Linked DNA regions of Homo sapiens: region 2 is linked to region 1. A link is a contact called in ENCODE Hi-C or POLR2A ChIA-PET data. All regions are on one chromosome and are shown on one strand. The core of a region is the stretch at or near the end of the contact, and the rest is flanking DNA. Distances in the headings are between cores, read along the strand shown.

Region 1 (7,685 bases), core at 2,920-5,419:
CACAAATGGACTGCCTCCCCGAACACCCCCAGGAGAGGCCCCGCCTTGGGGGGTAGCACTGGGGTTGGCTCCCCCAGCCCCTGGGACTAGATCCCTAGGACCTCAGGACCCTAGACTGAGATTCCCCCAAAGGAGGCATCTAGATACCCACAAACCAGGCCTTCGAACCCCTACCCTCCCTCTGAAGCCCTCACATGGACTGAAGACCCCTGGGATCAGACCTAGACATGGGCCTGGATCACCCCAGGCGGAGCGAATGGCTACCCCGACTCACAAACAGAAGGTGATAACCCAGCCTAGCTCCAGACAGCCCAAAATGAGGATTCTGGGGCCCAGCTCCATTCACCCCCAAACAAGTCCTCCAGCCCAAGACACTCAGAGAATAAGGGAAATGGACCTTAGCTCAGTCACCCCAAAATAAGCATCAGTAACCACAAGCCCCCCCCAAACTAGGCATGTATTCCCCATACTGTCACCCCCAAATTAGACGTTGGGGCCCCAAATTTGGCACACCTAAACTAGACTTTCCTCATTAAACCTCATCAGGACCCCAAGATACACCACCCACGATCTACAAAAGTAGGCCCCAGCTGCTATCACCCACTCAGCATGTGACCCCATTCTCAACACATACAAACTAGAAAATGGGACTGAAATTCAAACACCCTTAAACTGGGCAACCCCAAATGTGACAACTGGATCCTCAGACTCAAGTCAAAATGAGGATCTGGGCCTCACCCACCCTAAGGCTCCCCCAAACTAGACATCTGGCTCTCCAGACTCAGTTTCCACTAAACCAAGGAACCTCCGAAATGCCCCAGCAAGTCACCTTAACACTAGTCATGTAGGTCTCTACGTAGCATCACCCCTAAACCTTGCATCCAGACCCAATCATTGGTCACCCTAACCTATGCATGTGGACAACCAACTTTTTTTTTTTTTTTTTTGAGACGGAGTCTCCCTGTCGCCCAGGCTGGAGTGCAGTGGTGCGATCTCAGCTCACTGCAAGCTCCACCTCCTGGGTTCACGCCATTGTCCTGCCTCAGCCTCCTGAGCAGCTGGGACTACAGGTGCCCACCACCACGCCTGGCTATTTATTTATTTATATATTTATTTTTGAGACAGAGTCTTGCTCTGTCACCCAGGCTGGAGTGCAGTGGTGTGATCTCGGCTCACTGCAAGCTCCGCCTCCCGGGTTCATGCCATTCTCCTGCCTCAGCCTCCCGAATAGCTGGGACTACAGGCGCCCACCACCACACCTGGCTAATTTTTTTGTATTTTTAGTAGAGACGGGGTTTCACCGTGTTAGCCAGGATGGTCTCCATCTCCTGACCTCGTGATCCACCCGCCTCGGCCTCCCAAAGTGCTGGGATTACAGGCATGAGCCACCGCACCTGGCCTTTTTTTTTTTTTTTTTTTTTTTTTAAAGACAGGGTCTTGCTCTCTTGCCCAGGCTGGAGCTGGAGTGGCATGATCTCGGCTTACTATAGCCTCGACCTCCCAGGCTCAAGTGATCCTCCTGCCTCAGCCTCCCAAGTAACTGGGACAACAGGTATGAGCCACCACTCCTGGTCGACCAGCAGCTTTAGAAGCCCCCCAACTTGGCACCTGGAATTCCAGCATCACCTGCCCTTACAATACACATCTGAGCTTTCACCCCCACTCATAAGAGTTAGAGACCCCTCTAAGTTACCCCACGAACTCAGCATCTAGCCTCCCAACCTCAGACACCCCCAAAGTTAGGAGGACTCTGTGGCACTGAAGCTCAGATCTCCAAACTACCCCTTTTGTCCCCAAACTTCAGTCACCCTACACTAAGCACCCCATAGGCTGTTACCCCCAGAAGTAGGCAAGTCAAGAACCCCCAAATCAGGTATGTGCAGCTGACCCTCAAGGTCAGTCTTCCTAATCCAAACACCAAGAAGCTCATAATCAGAGAGACCTGAACTTGGGATTTAGAGTACCTGCCTCAAACACCCTCATAGCAGGTTGGATGGTGGCCCCCCAAAAAGGTATGTCCACATCCTAACCCCAGAACCTGCTAATGTGACCTTACAGGAAGAGTCTATTCAGATGCAATTAAATGAAGGATCTTGAGATGGGATTATCCTGAGTTGCTGGGGTGGGCCCTCAATCCATGTTAAGGGACCTGGTAACAGACAAGAAGAGGCCGGACGCGGTGGTTTACACCTGTAATCCCAGCACTTTGGGAGGCCGAGGCAGGAGGATCCCTTGAGCCCAGGAGTTGGAGGCCAGCCTGAGTAGCATACCGAGACCTCACCTCTACAAAAATAAAATTAGCTAGGCATGGTGGTGCACGGCTTAGTCCCAGCTACTCGGGAGGCTGAAGCGGGAGGATCGCTTGAGTTTGGGAGATCAAGGCTGCAGTGAGCTGTGATGATACCACTGCACTCCAGTCTGGGTGACAGTGAGACCTCTTCACAAAAAAAAAAAAAGGTGGGGGGGCCGGGCACAGTGGCTCACACCTGTAATCCCAGCACTTTGGGAGGCCGAGGCATGCGGATCACAAGGTCAGGAGATCGAGACCATCCTGGTTAACAGGGTGAAACCCTGTCTCTACTAAAAATACAAGAAAAAAAAAATTAGCCGGGCGTGGTGGCAGGCGCCTGTAGTCCCAGCTACTTGGAAGGTTGAGGCAGGAGAATGGTGTGAACCCGGGAGGCGGAGCTTGCTGTGAGCTGAGATCGCGCCACTGCACTCCAGCCTGGGCGACAGAGCAAGCAAGACTGTCTAAAAAAAAAAAATCCGATTGAAGCCACTCCTAATTCAGGCATTGAGCCTCCCAGAGGATCTGAGTCTCTGTGTCAGTCACCCCTAACTAGGTATCTGGGTGATTAGCCTCAGACATTCCCACACTAAGGAACAACACCCCGGGCCGGGCACGGTGGCTCACGCCTGTAATCCCGGCACTTTGGGAGGCCAGGTGGGCGGATCACCTGAGGTCAGGAGTTCAAGACCAGCCTGGCCAACATGGTGAAACCCTGTCTCTACTAAAAATACAAAAATTAGTTGGGCATTATGGTGGGCGCCTGTAATCCCAGCTACTCAGGAGGCTGAGGCATGAGAATGGTTTGAACCAGGAGGCGGAGGTTGCAGTGAGCCGAGATCACACCACTGCACTCCACCCTGGGTGACAGAGCAAGACTCTGTCTCAAAAAAAAAAAAAAAAAAGGAACAACACCCCAAACTCCATCACCCCAAACTAGGTACAAATAACCACAAACCCTGGCAACTAGGTCTTGAGACTCAGTGAGCCCCAAATTGTATATAAATGTTAGGAACTCATAACTAGTAGCCCTCAAACCAGACATCTGGTTGCCTTCTCTTAATCTCCCAAAGATGGGCTTCTCATACACGAGAGTGACACCCCCAGGAGGCATCTGATGACACAACCCCAGCTTGGCACTGGATCTGCTGAGGGACATCTGGGCCCCAGCTGTCACCCCAGATTGATGTTCGGGCTCTCAGATGGTCATCCCAACCTCAACATCTGGGCAGCTGGGATTACACACTCCTAAACTAGACATCTGAATGTTTTGCCACAACTACCCACAATCTAAGGCATTTTGGATTTGAGCCCCAAACTTGGGCTCTGAACCACGCCCCCAGCCTCAGAACTCCCTAACTGAACATCATGGTAAGTCACTTCTATTTTGGATTTAGGGTCCCAGCCTTAATTTGTTCCCAGATTAGAATATAGGCCCACAGGCTGGGCGCAGTGGCTCACGCCTGTAATCCTAGCACTTTGGGAGGCCAAGGCAGGTGGAATGCCCAAGCTCAAGAGTTTGAGACCAGCCTGGGCAACACAGTGAAACCCTGTCTCTACTAAAATACAAAAAAATTAGCTGGGCATAGCAGCGTGCGCCTGTAGTCCCAGCTACTTGGGAGGCTGAGGCAGGAGAATTGTTTGAACCCAAGTCCCAGCTACTTGGGAGGCAGAGGTTGCAGTGAGCCAAGATCACGCCACTGCACTCCAGCCTGGGTGACAGAGCGAGACTCCATTTCCACAAAAAAAAAAGAATACAGGCCCACAGTTTCACTCACCCCTAAATTAACCTTCAGGGCCTCAAGGTCAGCAAAACCACAGCAAGTCACTCTCAAAATAGGCATCTGAGCTCCACAGCCACCCACCCACACACTTTGCATATAGCCTCCCAGTCTCAGATGTCCCCAAAACTAGGGCCTGGGGCACCCAGGCTCAGTGACCCCCAGACTAAGCAAGTGAGCTCCAAACTTCAGTCAGCCCTAAGGTAATCAGTAGGACCCCCAAATCAACATGTGGGCTGCCAACCTCGGTCACCGCTAAACCTCAAAACCAGTCACCCTAGACTTGACACCTGAGTCTCCGAACTGACTCACCCCAAACATGACAGGTGAAATGCCACAGGAAGTCACTTCTAATCTAGACAGTAGGCCCCCACTGTCGTCACTAATGTGGGTGTCAGTAGCCCCCATCCCCGGCCTCAGTGACGAAGCCACACAACTGCAGACATCTAGAGCTGGGTGTTGGGTGTCCCAAAACAGGAACAAGGGCTCACACGTGCCCAGAACTGGGCAGGAGGAACTCCAGGCACCCCAAATTCAGGATCTTGAGCCCCAGCATCCATCTTCTCAAAGTGAGAATCTGAGTCCTCAGTGTTAGTCACCCATAAACAATGCATCTTGACTACCACAACCAACCATTTGCCCCCAAACTAGGGTTTTTTTTTTTTGAGATAGGGTCTTGCTCTGTCACCCAGGCTGGAGTGCAATCATGGTGCAATCATGGCTCGCTGCAGCCTCAAACTCCTGGGCTCAAGAGGTCCTCCCTCAGCCTCCTGAATAGCTGGGACTGCAGGCAGTTGCCACTGTGCCCAGCTAATTTTTTTGTTTTTTGTTGTAGAGATGGGGTCTCACTATGTTGCCCAGGCTACTCTTGAACTCCTGCCCTCAAGGGATCCTCCCACCTTGGCGGGACTAGCTGGGACTACAGCCCAGCTAGTTTATTTTTATTTATTTTATTTTATTTTTTTTGGAGATGGAGTCTCGCTCTGTTGCCCAGAGCAAGTGGCGCAATGTTGGTTCACTGCAACCTCCACCTCCCAGGTTCAAGCGAATCTCCTGCCTCAGCCTCCCAAGTAGCTGGGATTATAGGCGCACACCACACCCCAGCTAATTTTTGTATCTTTAGTAGAGATGGGGTTTCACCATGTTGGCCAGGCTGGTCTTAAACTCTTGACCTCAGGCGATCTACCTGCCTCAGCCTCCCAAAGTGCTGGGATTACAAGCGTGAGCCACTGCACCCGGTCCAGACTAGGCTTTAGACCCACAGGATCCTCTTGTGTCCAGTAAAGGGCAGCTGGGTCTCCAGGGCCAGAAATCCCAAGGTTACCTGTGCCCCAGCCACAGCGACCCCTAGGCCAGGCATTAGAGCCTCAGTCTCCATCTTCCCCCAGGGGTCTCTATCACTGCCACCCACAGGTGTGGAGGTGCTTTGAAAACACTGGCCCTCCATGTCATAGACATGAAGCACTCCTCAAGTGGGTCCTGAGTCCTGGGGCCCTGACCTCTTGACACCTCCATTCCAAATACCCAGACTCCTAGCTTCAGTGACCTTCACACAAAGCTCCACACCGCTGGCCACACTCACTCAGAGACCCCACACCTGAGTACAGGAAACCCTTGACTCAGTTGTCCCAGGAACATTCAGGCATCAGCACTCTCAGGCTCAGCCATGTTTAGAAGGGACCAGCACCCTAGACTCTGCGCCCCAGACTAGAGGACTGAAATGACAGCTCCTGCCGCCCCAAGTCAAAACAGGCACCCCTCAGCCTCATCCCTCCAGCTGCACAACTATGCCCCAAGTCTCTGTCCCCCAAACTAGGAAGTCTCTGCCACCCAGAACTGGGAAACTGTATCTCCATCTCTGTTACCCCAAGGCCGGGCCTTGACTTCTGGTCTCATCACCCCAAACTAGACCACTGATCCCAGTCTCTGCCTCCCCCAAATGGACAACTGAACCCCAATCACTGTCAGCTCAAACTGGACAAAAGGACCCCAGTCACTGTCACCCCAAACTAGAAAGCAAGACCAGTAGTCTCTGTCACCCCAAACATGACATGGATGAGTAATGTCTGGCACATCAAGATAGACAACAAGACCTAAACTGTCACCAGAAATTGGCAAGTGGATGAGCCCAGGAGTTCGAGATCAGCCTAGGCAACATAGTGGGACCCTGTCTCTATCAAAACAACACAAAACAAAATAAATTAGCTGGGCATGGTGGCACGTCCCAGGAGGCCTAGGTGGGACTTGAGCCCGGGGAGGTCAAGGCCACAGTGAGCCATGATTGCGCTACCTCACTCCTGCTTGGGCAACAGAGTAAGACCCTGTCTCAAAAATAAAATGAAATAAAATAGGCCGGGTGTGGTGGCTTAAGCCTGTAATCTCAGCACTTTGGGAGGCCGAGGGGGGCAGGTCACTTGAGGTCAGAAGTTTTAGACCAGCCAGATCAACATGGTGAAACCTCATCTCTGCTAAAAGTACAAAATTAGCCGGGCGTTGTGGCAGGTGCCTGTAATTCCAGCTACTTGAGAAGCTGAGGCAGGAGAATCGCTTGAACCCAGGAGGTGGAGGTTGCAGTGACCCAGGATCGCACCACTGCACTCCAGCCTGGGCGATAGAATGAGACTCTGTCTAAAAAAATAAAATAAGGCCAGGCACGGTGGCTCACACCTGTAATCCCAGCACTTTGGGAGGCCAAGGCAGGCGGATCATGAGGTCAGAAGATTGACTCCATCCTGGCCAACATGGTGAAACCCCATCTCTACTAAAAATACAAAAAATTAGCCAGGCATGGTGGCGCATGCCTGTAGTCCCAGCTACTCAGGAAGCTGAGGCAGGAGAATTGCTTGAACCCAGGAGGCAGAGGTTGCAGTGAGCCGAGATCGTGCCACTGCACTCCAGCCTGGTGACAGAACGAGACTCCATCTCAAAAAAATAAATAAATAAAAATTAAATTAAATTAAATTAGCAAGCTAGTCTGTCACCTCACAAATGTACTGGGACAATGATCTCTGTATAACAACCTACACAACCAGACCCCATTTCTGTTACCCAAAATACATGCAGGGGCCCCAGTCCGTTTCCCAAAAGCAGACAACCAGATACCCAGTCTCTGTCACCCATATATACTCTGGGACCCATCTCTGTCCTGTAAAACTAGACAACCTAGCCCTAGTTTCTTTGCCCCAAATACTGCTTGGCACCCCCAGTTTCTGTCACTCAACACTAGACAACCAGACCCCAGTCTCTGTCACCCCAAATATACCCAGGGATCCTAACCTCTGTCCCACAAAACTAGGCAACTGGACCTCCAGAGTCTATGAGGTCACATGTTCCCTGGTCTCTGTTTTCTCCCCACAAAACTATAAAACCAAATGCTCCATCTCTGTTACCCTGAATACATCACCCTGGGACCCAGTCTCTGTCTCACAGCCCTAGACAACCAACCCCCAGACACTGCCACCCCAAACGGGACAATTGTACTTCTAGGCTTCTAGGGTCTGTCACACCACGTTGAGCAACACGTTGCATAAAATGTGACCTCAGACTAGAGACCTGGGCCCACAGTCCCATTCATCTTCATCTGCTCGACCAGACTCCATCCAGTGTGTCTCCTAAAC
Region 2 (7,685 bases), core at 3,162-5,661, 6.4 Mb after region 1:
ATTGAATCCCCAGCACTTAAAATAAGGGCCAGGCTCCAAGAAGGTGTCAGGGAATGTTTGCTAAATGAGCGGATGCTCGAACAAGCACCACAGGGCTGGAAGGGCCCCGTCCTCACCTGCAGCCGGGCCAGGATTTGGTGGTAGTGGAACAGGGTGCAGAAGTCCACGTGGGCCGAGAACGCCTCCAAAGCCGCCTTCTCTGCCGGACTCGAGTGGAATTCCTGTTACCTCAGGAAGCAAAACTTCTCTGTAGGCCTTTTCCCCTTCCCCGAGGGAAAGAATTCTTTCCCTGGCTGCCTAACTACACAATCAGAGCTCTGGACTTTGAAGTTTTGTTCTGGGGCTGGGCGCAGTGTCTCGCACCTGTAATCCCAGCACTTTGGGAGGCCGAGGCAGTGGATCACTTGAAGTCAGGAGTTCAAGACCAGCGTGGCCAACATGGTGAAATCCTGTCTCTACTAAAAATACAAAAATTAGCCGGGCGTGATGGCATGCACCTGTAGTCCCAGCTACTCAGGAGGCTGAAGCTGGAGAATTGCTTGAACCAGGGAGGCGGAGGCTGCAGTGAGTCGAGATCGTGCCACTGCCCTCCAGACTAGACAACATCAAGACTCTGTCTCAAAAAAAAAAAAAAAAAAAGTTTTGTTTTGGTTGGGTGGGGGCTGACCAATTTTACTGAAACTGAGGCAGCCAAATATAGTGAAAAACTATACTGGGCTTAAAAAGCTGGAGGTTCAAGTTTTTGCTTTGACATTTCCTAGCCAATACACACACACACAATTCCAGGAACGGTTTGACAGTGTAATATCATCCTCCAGAAGTAGATGGAATTATTATTATTATTATGTTGAGACAGAGTCTCGTTCTGTCACCCAGGCTGGAGCTCAGTTGTGCAATCTCAGCTCACTGCATCTTCAACCTCCTGGGATGAAGCGATCCTCCCACCTCAGCCTCCTGAGTAGCTAAGACTACAGGTGCCCACCACCATGCCTGGCGAATTTTTTTCAATTTTTTGTAAAGGTGGAGTCTCACTATATTGCCCAGGCTGGTCTGAACTCCTGTGCTCCAGCAATCCTCCCACCTCAGCCTCCCAAAGTGCTGGGAGGCTGAGCCACCATACCCCCAAGGTTGATGGAATTATAACTCCCATTTGTCAGTGGGAGAAACTGAGGCTCTGGAAAAGTCATTTGGTAAGGGCTGCAGTGTCTGTGGGAAATGACTGCTATCTAGGCCTGTCTGACTCCAGGGTACACATTGAACCATTTCCTTTTTTTTTTTTTTTGAGAAGGAGTCTCACTCTGTTGCCAAGGCTGGAGTGCAGCGGCCATGATCTCAGCTCACTGCGACCTCTTCCTCCACGGTTCAAGCAATTCTGCCTCAGCCTTCTAAGTAACTGGGATTATAGGCGCCTGCCACCACGCCTAGCTAATTTTTGTACTTTTAATAGAGACGGGGTTTCACCATGTTGGCCAGGCTGGTCTCAAACTCATGACCTCAGGTGATCCACCTGCATCGACTTCCCAAAGTGCTGGGATTACTGGCGTGAGCCACCATGCCTGGCCTTGAACCACTTCTTCTTCTTTTTTTTTTTTTGAGATGGAGTCTTGCTCTGTTGCCCAGACTGGAGTGCAGTGGCACGATCTCGGCTCACTGCAAGCTCCGCTTCCCGGGTTCACACCATTCTCCTGCCTCACCTCCCAAGTAGCTGGGACTACAGGAGCCTGCCACCTCGCCCGGCTAATTTTTTGTATTTTTAGTAGAGACGGTTTCATCGTGTTAGCCAGGATGGTCTCAATCTCCTGACCTCGTGATCTGCCCGCCTCGGCCTCCCAAAGTGCTGGGATTACAGGCGTGAGCCACCGCGCCCGGCCTTGAACCACTTCTTTATGTTTCCTATGTCAATGTCCTGGGTAATTGTCTTCACTTCTCTGAGCCTCAGTTTCCTCACTGGCAACAGAGGATTACACGCTCTTTCTTGGAGGGCTACGGTGAGAATTTGATGAGATTACACATGTCCTATATACACATGTGTTTACATATATGTGCATATATTTGTATATTTATGTGTGTATATTTGTGTACTTTTGTGTGCATATATTTGTGTGTGCGTGTATTTGTGTGTGTGCATTTGTATGTGTATATTTGTGTATTTGTGTACACATATTTGTGTATTTGTGTGTGTACTTGTATGCATATACTTGTGTGTATTTGTGTGTGTGTATTTGTGTGTGTATCAAGTCCAGCACAGAATTGAGTACATACAGTAGGTGTTCAGTAAATAAATGTTAAATTAATGAATGATGGTGAGGTGTGGTGGCTCATACCTGTAATCTCAGCACTTTGGGAAGCCAAGATGGGCAGATCACTTGAGGCCAGGAGTTCGAGACCAGCCTGGCCAACATGGCAATACCCTGTCTCTACTAAAAATACAAAAATTAGCCAGGCAAGAGTCCCAGCCTCTCGGGGGCTGAGGAAGGAGGATCACTTGAGTCTAGGAGGCAGAGGTTGCAGTGAGCTGAGATTGTGCCACTGCACTCCAGTCTGGGCAACAGAGTGAGACCCTGTCTCACAAAAATAAATAAAGAAAAATAAATGAATAATAATCCTCAAAATCCTCAATAATGACAATGATGATGATGGTGGCAATAAGACCTCAGGTTCTAGAGTGAGACCAAGACTAGGATGAGGTGAATATGGCACCCAAGGGTGCAAAATTTAACGGGGCACTCACTCTTAGGGTCAAGCGAGTGCCCTACTTGCCTAACCCTAGTCCTGGGCCAGCTCTGGAGTCAGACCACTTTGGTTCAAATCTAAGCCACTATGTTGTGGCCTTGGGTAAGTCACTTTCCTTCCCTATGCTTCCATTATCTCATCTGTAAAATGGGGATGATGGTGGTATCTCTCTTACTGATGATTCAACAATACATGAAAAATGTCTGGCACAGTGCCATGGAGTCAGAGCTCAAATTGTGTGATAATAATTATGATTACAGCGTTGTGACTTTATAGGTACAATTATTATCAGGTAGTAGAAATAGTAATGATGAGGATGATTACTATACCCATCTTAAAGAGGGAAAAACCATGCCCCAGAGAGTGCCTGTTCAAGCCCTCAGAACAAGCCAGAGTTGGGAATGGATGCTGCGTCTGCATCTCGGAGACCTGGCTCCTGCATTCCAGCTCATCTCCCGCCCACTAGGGAAACACGAAGGGACCCGGGAACTACAACTCCCAGGAGGCGCCAGGGCAGCTCTCTGCAGCAACTAGGGCCCTGCCGCCGCGAAGCCTGCTGGGAGCCGTAGTCCCCAGGCTCTTGGGCCTGGGACAGGCGGTACCTGTATTAGGAGGCGGAGCAGCTGCTCCTTGGAGAAGGGAATGAAGCGCTCGCGGTACTGCTGGGCCCAGTCGCGGGGCTCCCTGGGGTTCCACATCTTGCGATACTCCCCCATTTTGGCTGCCAGCGATGAGAGGGCCCGGGGGGGCCCGAGGAGCGCGGGCAACAGTGGCCATACTCGGACCCTGGACCCCCAGACCCCCCGGGTCACATGCAGCATGGCTAGACCCTTTCCCCGGAGCCTAAACAGAGGAAAATGGGCAGGGGTCAAAGGCCATCTAGAGGAAAAGCGCCCTCTCCACCTCCACGTCCCACCCTCCAGAAGCCGTCTCTACCCCAGGCAGGGCGCAGAGCCCATCCGCTCGCCTCAAAGCCCCTGTTGCCTGTCCCCTTCCCACACTGCTCAGTTGGCCTGGGTCCCAGACAGGGGTCAGAGGTCTTAGGTTCTGGGGCGTTTTTCAGGCCCAGAGACCCTGTAGTGGTACAACGTTTCTTTGGGGTCTAGACAGCGAGGTAGATCTTAGGAGAGCAGGAAATGCTCGTAAAGGTTACCTAGGGGGTGCAGGGCCGCCCTCCCTGGCCATGCAATCCCCCGATTTCTCCCTCACCTTAGCCAAAGCTCGACTGTCATTGAGCCTCCTGCGCATGTGCAGGAGGGCGTCCTGGGCTCCCGAGGTTCGGCTTCACCCAGCAGTAAAACGCATGCGCAAAGCTTCGGTCAATGCGGGCTGTCCATTTCTCACCGCCGACTCCCTACATCAACTACGCATGCGTTGCCTGCCTTTCTCCACCGCCGGCCTCGTTTGGGCGCGACGCATGCGCCGCAGGAGTGTCTCCTTGTCAGCTTGCTACAAAGGGAAGGGGCGGTGTGGACGCGAGACTCCCTAGAGGGATGGGGCGGGGTAGGGCTCCCGCGCGCAGTCCGCCAACGGCGCGCAGTCCAACGTTCGCCGAGGCCACGCCCCGGCTCGTGTCAGCTCCTGAGTAGGCGGAAAGAGGGAGGGGGCGGGACTTGGGCGCAGCCAATCAGCTGTGGAGGAGCGAAAAGGCGGGAAAAAGCGGAACCAAAAGAAGGCTGAGGTGGCGCTAGGGACCAGGAGGGGTGGGGGTGGCGAAAGGAAGGGCGGGCCCTCAGGTGACGCAGATTGGCCCTCCAGAGAAGGGGCGGCCCCTTCTCAGGTGCCGTCACCCCCAAACCTCAGCACTGCCATTCCAGGTCCTTAAAGGGGAGACCGCGATTCTAAGAAGGTAGCCCAGTGCCGGGGCGTGGCCTCATTCTGAGGTTCCCCACAAATCCGAGGTCCCGACTCCCAGCTTGAGGAGGTGCACTTCCGTGAAAATGGAGCTGAATTCGAAAGGGAGGCCCTTATTCTGGGAAATGGCCCCAAGTGACAAGGACAGCCTGAAATATGCCCTGAGATACCTGGGTTCTCCACGAAGGGTGCTGTCACCCCCAAACCTGAAAGGGATTATTCGGTTTCAGACCTCCCAGGGGCTCTGATCTCAATGGCCGCACCCCCTAGTCCCCAGAAAGTCCCACCTGTGTCCTCTCACAGAAGGACCCAGTCCCTCTGCAGGCCCTTCAGCTCCTGGGTCACAAGACGTGGTCCCCAAATATCCCAGCCCTCCCCTGCACTCCACCTCTGGGATCCCTGACAGCCCTCTCGCCCAACAACCCCCTCAGCCCACATTCCTGACTTCTGGAACCTGAAGCAGCCCCTTCACTTATGTCCCCCACTCCTGGGACCCCCAGAATCACCCTCACCCCAGGCCCTCACCTCTCTGGAATCCTCCATAGACCCCCTTAACCCACACCTCAACCCAGGGGACCCTTAGCGACTCTCTCATCCTGCACCTCCACCTCTGTGACCCCTGGCAGCCCTCCCCACACGACACCTTGCCTGGGACCCCTAGTATCCCCATCCTATGCCCCCCTCTCCTGGGACCCCCAGAAAGCTCCCTCACCACACACAACCCCATTCCTGGGAACCCCCAGCACCCGCATCCTATGTCCCCCACTTCAGGGACCCCTAGCAGCCCTCTCCACACAACACCTTTCCTGGGACCCCCCAGAACCCCCATCCTATGCCTCCCACTTCTGGGACCCCTAGTAGCCCCCTCACCACACAACCCCATTCCTGGGACCCCCAGCACCCCCATCCTATGCCCCCCACTCCTGGGGCCCACAGAAGCCCCCTCAGCACACACAACCTCATTCCCTGGGACCCACCTGCACCCCCATCCTACGTCCCCGACTTCTGGGGCCCCTGACAGCCCATTCACCCCACACCCTGACTCCTAAGAGGCTCAGCAGTCCCCTCACCCCACACAACTCCATTCCGGGGACCCCCCCCATCCCCACCCCATGTCCCCCAATCCTGGGGCCCCCAACAGCCCTTCCACCCCGTGCCCCTGACTGGCATCCCCCATCTGTGTCATCCCACAGCAGCCAAGCCCAGGGCTGGCCTGAAGCCCCCGGACGGCAGTGCCCAGCAGGCAGCGCCCAGCACCCTGGCTCCCACCTCCCAGTGGCCCCAAAGGAAAACAGCTGCCATGCACATCCCCAAAAGCCTCCAGGAGCTGGCCAACAGCGAAGCCGTGCAGTTTCTGAGAAGGCCCAAGACCATCACGCGGGTCTTCGAAGGGGTGAGGCCCTCCCATGGCCCGACTGTGCCCCTGGGTGACAGGAGCCAGGAGCTCTCAACTCCCAGACACAGTGCGGGAGATGGGAGGACAAGGAAGGGGTCAGACGGGGAAACAAGACAACGGAGCAAATGCTGACACCACCTTTTCCTGAGCACCCCACTATAGGCCCTATGCTATTGAGGCACTGATGGACTCTCATAGTAAGGAACAGCCCTCACAGTAGGTGCTGCAAGTCCCATCTCTGAGATAACAAAACTAGGGCTTAGAAAAGTTAAGTAAATTTTTTTTCTTTGAAACAATCTTAATTAGCCAGGCATAGTGGCACACACCTGTAATCCTAGCTACTGAGGAGGCTGAGGCAGGAGAATCACTCGAACCCGGGTGGTGGAGTTTGCAGTGAGTGGAGATCATACCACTGCACTCCAGCCCAGGCAACAGAGCCAGACTCCATCTCAAAAAAAAAAAAAAGAAAAAAGAAAAGAAAGAAACAGTTTCGCTCTGTTGCCCAGGCTGGAGTGCAAAAAGCAGTGGCGTGATCTCCGCTCACTGGAACTCCACCTCCTGGGTTCAAGCGATTCTCCTGCCTCAGCTTCCCAAGTAGCTGGGATTACAGGTGTGCGCCACTGCGCCTGGCTAATTTTTGTATTTTTAGTAGAGATGGGGTTTCGCCATGTTGGCCAGGCTGGCCTCAAACTCCTGACGTCAAGTGTTCTGCCCACCTCAGCCTCCCAAAGTGCTGGGATTATAGGTGTCAGCCACCGCGCCCAGCCTAAGTAAATTTTTTAAATCTGGGATGTCCAGTGGGGTAGCCACAGCCACATGTGGCTACCTCACTTTGCACTAATTAAAATAAAAGTCCATTCTTCACTCACAGTGGCCACATTTTAGGTGCTCAACAGCCACATGTGGCTGGGGACTCTCATATTAGACAGTACAGGCTGGGTGTGGTGGTTCATGCCTGTAAAACCAGCACCTTGGTAGGCCAAGGCAGGCAGATCATTTGAGGTCAGGAGTTCGAGACCAGCCTGGCCAACATGGCGAAAACCCATCTCTACTAAAAATACAAAAATTATCCAGGCATGGTGGCGCAAGCCTGTAGTCCCAGTTACTTAGGGGGCTGAGGCTCAAGGATGGCTTGAGCCCATGTGGCGGAGGTTGCACTGCAGCCTCGGTGACAGAGTGAGACTCTGTCTCAAAAAAAAAAAAAAAAATTGTGGCTGGGCACGGTGGCTCACACCTGTAATCCCAGCACTTTGGGAGGCCGAGGCGGGCGGATCGTGAGGTGAGGAGATCGAGACCATCCTGGCTAACACGGTGAAACCCCATCTCTACTAAAAATACAAAAAAATTAGCTGGGTGTGGTGGCAGGCGCCTGTGGTCCCAGCTACTCTGGAGGCTGAGGCAGGAGAATGGCGTGAACCCGGGAGGTGGAGCTTGCAGTGAGCCGAGATCACACCACTGCACTGCAGCCTGGGCGACAGAGCGAGACTCCATTTAAAAAAAAAAAAAAATTAGTGCAGATATGGGACATTTTCATCATGCCAGAGAGTTCTATTAGACAGCATTGGCTAAGGTCACGCAGTAACAGGCAGGGGCAGGATTCAAACTCAGATCTGTGAGATGCCAGAGCCCATTTATTTTCCACCTCCCAGTTGAGGGAGGAGGAGAAGGAGAGGAACAGGGGCTGGGGCTTCTAGGAAGAGAA

What was found. Hi-C counts contacts between places; a loop is a spot of excess contacts on that map. ChIA-PET counts read pairs that join two places held with the same protein, here RNA polymerase II (POLR2A). Pooled maps may share reads with other maps.
Region 2: a loop to region 1 is called in a pooled map, with 7 times the contacts of the local background. The contact joins the promoter of SYNGR4 here to the enhancer-like site in region 1. A Hi-C loop is called at or near these places in 1 of 50 pooled maps. POLR2A ChIA-PET finds 5 or more read pairs at or near these places in 2 of 52 experiments (BJ and activated CD8-positive, alpha-beta memory T cell).

What each region holds. Positions count from the first base shown.
Region 1 is chr19:41,941,147-41,948,831 of GRCh38, forward strand. No RefSeq gene overlaps it. Among named protein-coding and RNA genes, the nearest start is that of RABAC1, 14 kb to the right of the region's middle. RefSeq lists enhancers at 3,663-3,772, 4,223-4,272. Within about 2 kb of position 4,170, at least 6 of the 41 ENCODE cell types and tissues checked have a DNase peak (open chromatin) inside an H3K27ac peak, as active enhancers do.
Region 2 is chr19:48,359,956-48,367,640 of GRCh38, forward strand. It overlaps SYNGR4 (synaptogyrin 4), which reads left to right and starts at 4,412. Exons shown (of 5, transcript NM_012451.4): 1 at 4,412-4,582; 2 at 5,781-5,980. The coding sequence starts at 5,888. It overlaps TMEM143 (transmembrane protein 143), which reads right to left and starts at 3,985. Exons shown (of 8, transcript NM_018273.4): 1 at 3,943-3,985; 2 at 3,336-3,576; 3 at 117-221. The coding sequence starts at 3,965. RefSeq lists enhancers at 3,537-3,586, 4,067-4,186, 4,557-4,706.